Regions from separate parts of the Homo sapiens genome. Here region 2 is linked to region 1. A link is a loop called in an ENCODE intact Hi-C map of the cell type or tissue named here. Cell type or tissue: heart left ventricle. All regions are shown on one strand. Links, peaks and the distances in the headings refer to the core of each region. The heading gives the core; the rest is flanking DNA. Region 1 overlaps HIVEP2 (HIVEP zinc finger 2). Region 2 overlaps HIVEP2 (HIVEP zinc finger 2).

The links. Peaks named below come from ENCODE experiments on the same cell type or tissue, not always from the same donor. Only the 100,000 strongest peaks of a DNase experiment are listed, where the experiment ranks them.
Region 2: it touches region 1 in a loop (2.0-fold over the local background); 19 of 110 quality-filtered maps call a loop at or near these places.

Annotation. Positions count from the first base shown.
Region 1 is chr6:142,885,213-142,888,144 of GRCh38, forward strand. All of the region lies in intron 1 of HIVEP2 (HIVEP zinc finger 2), which reads right to left. Among named protein-coding and RNA genes, the nearest start is that of HIVEP2, 58 kb to the right of the region's middle. RefSeq lists an enhancer at 1-940. In heart left ventricle, for the core only: a CTCF peak has its summit at 1,840; no DNase peak of the experiment used is centred there; H3K4me3 peaks cover 525 bases; H3K27ac peaks cover 564 bases.
Region 2 is chr6:142,821,437-142,824,368 of GRCh38, forward strand. The region is part of intron 2 of HIVEP2 (HIVEP zinc finger 2); the gene reads right to left. Among named protein-coding and RNA genes, the nearest start is that of HIVEP2, 120 kb to the right of the region's middle. In heart left ventricle, for the core only: a CTCF peak has its summit at 1,653 (motif pointing left); no DNase peak of the experiment used is centred there.

The DNA.
Region 1 (2,932 bases), core at 315-2,814:
TTAGGTCCAGGAAATGCACCTTTCCCCACACACAGCCATGGAGGAGGGCTAAGAAACAAACTGAGCCAGAATTGCTGCTGTTCACAAAAGGAATTCCCCCTCCCTTCCCCTCCTTCTCCCTCCCCTTTCTTCTCTCGTCCCTCCCCCATCATCGCTGGAGAATAATATCACTCTGCTACCTGCCTTGAGCAACACCGTGAGCCCCTGTCTTCAAGCATTCAGGGAATTTAACAGCCTGGAAATTCCTGTTGTCCATTCGCTGAGGTCACAGATAAAGCTAAACAACAAGCCGTGGTTCCCATCAATCATAAGTCACTCACTGATAGAATGTATGGTAGGAGACCTGATGGAAGCGAGTCACCAGAGAAAATACCCACTGATGACGCATATCCAGGCATAAAAATAGTTACAGGGCCCTCAAAGGGATTATTCAACAGCCTACATTTAGACTTTCTTACAAGAGACCTGAAGTCAACGTGCTGCAGTTAAGTGGCTGGAGAGTTGAAGTTTAAGCTTCCTCAACAGACATAACCACAGAAAGCTGTTTTAAATAAGCTCCCACAATAACAAGCTGTTTAGTAAATTTTAACACAACTTTATAAGCCGTAAACAGTACCACCAACTATCTTATAAAATGCCGCCTAATCTTCTATTTTATTCACTTTCTCCTTCAAATAATGATTTCTCTTCTTTAACTCGTAGTCCCCAAGCAGTAATATTTAATCAGTCCAAAGAAATACAGCCTTACTTGCTTTCCAAATAAACTTTAGGAAAACAACACAAATTGCTTTCTGCATCTATATCTTTATAAAACATGCTTTTAAGTAAAGCTTAATTACAAATTTCACCAAAAATCCTGACATTTTGCCCACTGTATTTGCAGTTATCTTTTTCATGAATTGGTTTGATCCTTTACAGAAATAATTACCACATGTATTACATATACCTACTAAATATGGTATCTTATACAAAGTAGGCATTATTATTGTTTGACAAATGAGTGAGTGAATGGATGAATCAATGAAATGTTATGTGCAAGTATTTTAATTGAGCAAATGACAAGTAAGATGTTAACTAAGACAAATTCTGGTTTTTTTAAATTTTATGAGGAGGGAAATAACTTTTTATATGTATAACCATTTTAATAGTTTTCAAATCATCTGTTCTCTTTTCCTCCCACTCAAACATATGCATAGCTACCCTGCAAGCAGGTCGTTCACAGAACTTTCATATCAGAAAATGCTGGATTTTCGCACATTTTTATATTTAAATATCTAAAAATGTTCCCTTTCCAGTTTGCCTTAAGCAAATGTGCTGACACAATGAACAATGAAGGCAACTGGCTATGACAGAACCCAAAATTCTGCCTCAGAACTTGAACACTTCCGACTTGCAACACCCTATTTGTTAGTCTTATTACAAATCCTTTCCTAATTGTGGACAGGTTTCCATTGTTACCCAGTTAATTATTAGCCATAGAAATTTATCTATGATAGAATTTATCTCAGTGCTTAATGTTATTAACTATCTTGCCCACACAAATGGCAAAAAACCTGTTAACAACACTGTTCTAACTTTTGACAAAACATGTTTAGGGCTTTACTCTGGAGGGCAGCTCTCCAGTGAACAAGTAGTTAACAAAATGACATTTCTCTTCCTGTCCTGGTAGGTTCTACATCACTTTCCTCAAGAATGATAACACTGCTACAAATACAGGTGCAACATATTTTTAGTACTAAGATTTCACAAAGCATTCACGTTTCTCTCCTGTGCATATGTGTCAACAGTATGTGGCCTAGTTTAAAGAACCTAAATGGAAATGTTCACTGGTGCCCTCTAGTTGATCATTGCTAAAGCAATTTTGAGGAAGTACACGTGTACCTCCATCATCCCACTCATAAATATTGTAAAGTTCCCAATCAACATTCAGCCATTAATTCCTGACATAAAATGTGAAATAAAAAATGAAATTTAGAAACTGCTTTATTTCATAAGGTTTCATTATGCATTTTTTTGGAAAATGAACAATAAAGAAAAACTTTGAGAAACAGAAAAAAAAACCTAAAAGATAAGATGAGACATATTCCTATTTGCCAAAGAAGAAAGAATGTATTAATACTTAATATTAACTCAGAAACCAAAAATGTTTCACTAATTTTACAAAAGGATAGTTCAAAATCAGCCAAGGCACCCTGAAATGATCATGTTTCACCCTGCTACATACATTTGACAGCTTTCAGTCATGGTGGTCTATGCTGGTCAAGTCTGAACTGAGGATCCTCAGATAATTTTAAAACAATACCAATATCCAAAGGAGACACTATTCCAAATTGCACTGACATATTAACTATCAATTCAGAGATCACCGATTGAATCCCATAAAAGGTTATTTCCATCAGCACTCTTAGTTTTAGTAATTCCAGGCCTGTTAAATTTACTATCAACAGAACAATTGTTTTTTGTTAAGAGAAAATGAAACTTCCTTACCCTAGATTAGAAACTATGCTATCATTACAGTTATTTAAATCTGTGAGATCATTTCCTGCATTGTCTCCTCCAATGAAGAAGTTAAACAAATCACCGTTTAAAATTTAAAAATGCAAAAATACATTTCAGAGAGTATGTGCGTTTATCTTTCTGAAATATCAAACAATGTAATCACCTGGTCACTAAATTTAGGACCAGATTATTTAATTATCTGGAAAGAACTGGGGGGAAGGGGAGGATATAGCAAAGGGCGATGCAGCAAAAAAAAAAAAAAATTGCTTTTTCAAATTAATCTTTCTAGAAACAATATTTAAATTCATTCCCCTATGTCACTAGTAAAATACCATGACAATAAATCATTTTACATGTTTTAACTATATTCAAAAAATGGGAAAATACATCCCTAGTTCACTATCCTACGCCCAGTCAAGGACAGATAACTCAC
Region 2 (2,932 bases), core at 125-2,624, 64 kb before region 1:
GCTTTCAGTCCCATCTCTGCCACTTGCCAGACATACAAATATTCAGGCAAGTTACCTAACCTCTCCGTGCCTCAGTCTTTTCATCCAGAAAATGGGGATACAAATAATATTGTTAACAGAATTATACAGCATTTAAAAATGGCACGAGGAAGTGAACTCTAAATGCTAGCTGTTAACTGTATATTTTTCTGTTGATATTTCAGGTATCTATTAGCCTAATAGTGAGGAGGAAATAATGTGACACGAGTTCCTAAATTAATTTAACAAAGCCCACTGGGTTGGCTGAAAGATTTCCCCTGATAATACTCACATTGCTTGAAACACCACCACCAAAACTAGGTCAAGCAATCAAGGCTAAATATTCTATTGTTTCTGTTGACTATCCCCTAGCTGTCACAGGACAGCATGCCTTGTGATGCCATGGGACATAGAGGCAGGCATGGCTGGAGATGACCACACCTCACCACCACCTCCAGGCCTGGAAAGCAGGGGTGGGGAGAAAGCCACCACAGACCAGCAAAGTGCAAACAAAGACAGAAGCTGGCTTGGACTTCGTCATAATCAAAGTACTCATCAAAGAAGCCAAAGGCACTCATTCCCTTGGCACTAAGACCAGGGTTGAGGTGCCAGGAGGCCACACAGTGCAGGAAAGACGCTACTTTTAATTCCGGCTCCACCATATGACCTTAAGTAACTCTCACACTCTAAAGCCTTAATCTGCAGTAAAACACAGGATTTCGTCTACATCAGACCTTTTGAGTCTTTTGGCTGCCATGACCTCCTTGGCAGTCTGATGAAGCCTGTGGGCTCATTCTTAGCAGAATGTTTTAAACTACACTGGATTACAAAGGAAACCAATTACCATGAATATAGGTATCTCAAAATAACTTTCAAAGCAAACTTGTTGATAGTAATATACATAATTCTTTATTAATAATTAAAAACAAGATATAGTGCAGGTCTAATATTCACCATAATTCGGAGTAGTCATAATCATAAAGACACTTTGAGATATGAATCACAATGGTAATGTGATATGAAACTGTCTGTGATTTCTATTGGTGACAACATCACTGACACTGCTGAAACTACTGTCATTTGTTGCTTACATGAATAATGAAGGAAGTGCTAAACTTCAGTTAGAGATTAATGAAACAGTTTTTTTCTCAACCAAATTTTCTGAATTCTGTCCATTTGTGGTTAAGAGCCCCAGCCTAGGTAAATAATAAATCCCTTTATAATTCCATTATCTCAGATCAATGATTGCATTGTGTCCCTGGCTCCCTCCACAGAGAAGATTCACAAAGAGAAATAAAGCAATTCCTATTCTTTCCAACTGTGTGGAGAAAAACAGATTTACAGGATAGAAGTGTCTTTCCTCATCCCTCTCCAAGTGAGGGAAGGAACACTTATTGACTTGGAAATGAGTTACCCAAACACTATCAAGCCCTACCAGCCTACAGGCAAATACATAAGAAGTGACATTAACACCAATTAACCACAGCTCCTGTTCCAGCCCCACCTGCTCACACAGGACCTCCAGTCCCCTTAAAAAGTCCCAACTAAGTATATCTAGGATTCCAGCAAGGGAGACTTACAAGAGCCCACAGGCAGTCTGACAGCCAGTCACAACACCATCTGCCATGGCTTCTTTCCTGCACCAGCTCCCCCTAGCGTCCTCAGGAAGGAACCCCTCTGCCGCCTCTGCAGATGGCGCCCTCAGTAAGAATCCTAATGCCCAGTTGCCCCCACAGACAGCAGAGTCCATACTTCCAGGAAAGAGGGGTCCTTGTCATGGGTCCCACACTTTAGAAAGCCTGCATATCACAAACAAGCACAAATAAATTCACTGAAAAATCCACAGCACCTTTATCATAGGCATCCAGATGTCCTGTAACCCTAAACCCCGCGACAACGGTTTAAGCCCCGAGGGAAATGCTTCTCTTGCCCAATCTCTTTGCACCAGTCAAAGAGTGACTGAGTTGGAATGCCCTGAAGGTTCGTGGATTGTGACATTGCAGTGTGGAGTTAGACATCATTTCCAAAGCAGAGAAGATTCAAGCAGCATTAATGCTTAGGTAAAAGAAAAGACTTAAGAGTCATTTCTCTCAGATGGTGTGGACGCAACAGATTCTCGCATAACAAGTGTAACCATGCCAAGCATCCCTTTCCTGGTTTCTCTTCGTGCTCTGATCAGTGGTTCTAGAATCGTTAATAATTAGAGCAGCATTTGGAACAATTGCACATGGCACTTGAAGAGTGTTTCGCAATTAAACAATTCTTATTCTTAAATTTGTAAAGATGTAACCTGTATGAAGCATGATGCCAATTCTTTACATTAGCAACTAAAATGGACACTAAAAACAAACTTGTGAATAGTTTTGCTTCTGTAAAAACAGCTGAGGATTTAATTCAATTTCAAAAAAATATTAAAAAGCTTCAGCAGCATTTAAATAATTTTGAATTTTAAATGTTTTATTCATTCATTTTAATATAGATTTATTTACCTTTCAGTTTTAACATGTGATTTTGGATATTTTGTAAGAAAAATCCTTTTTTTAAATAGCTTAATTTAAAACATTTTTATACTTATTCTAATTTACATATATGATGAAAATATACTAATATTTTGTATATGTTGAATACAATTACATTACATGCTTAAATCCTTTAGGTCCCGAGAATTAGTACATGTTGACACCTTAGTATATATAATTGCTTTTTTGGAGTTCAAAAACTTAAAAAGCAGAGATTTTTAAGAAGCAGTAGAAAATCTGAAAAGAGTCAGTCTGTTTAAATTTTAAAGCTGCAAATAATGAAAGTAAGCAGACTTGTCAAGCATGACCCATATAAAATTCACTAACAGGACATTAGAAATTATTTATTTAATAAAGATTTAATTACTGTTCAAAACAATAAAAATGAGCCAGAA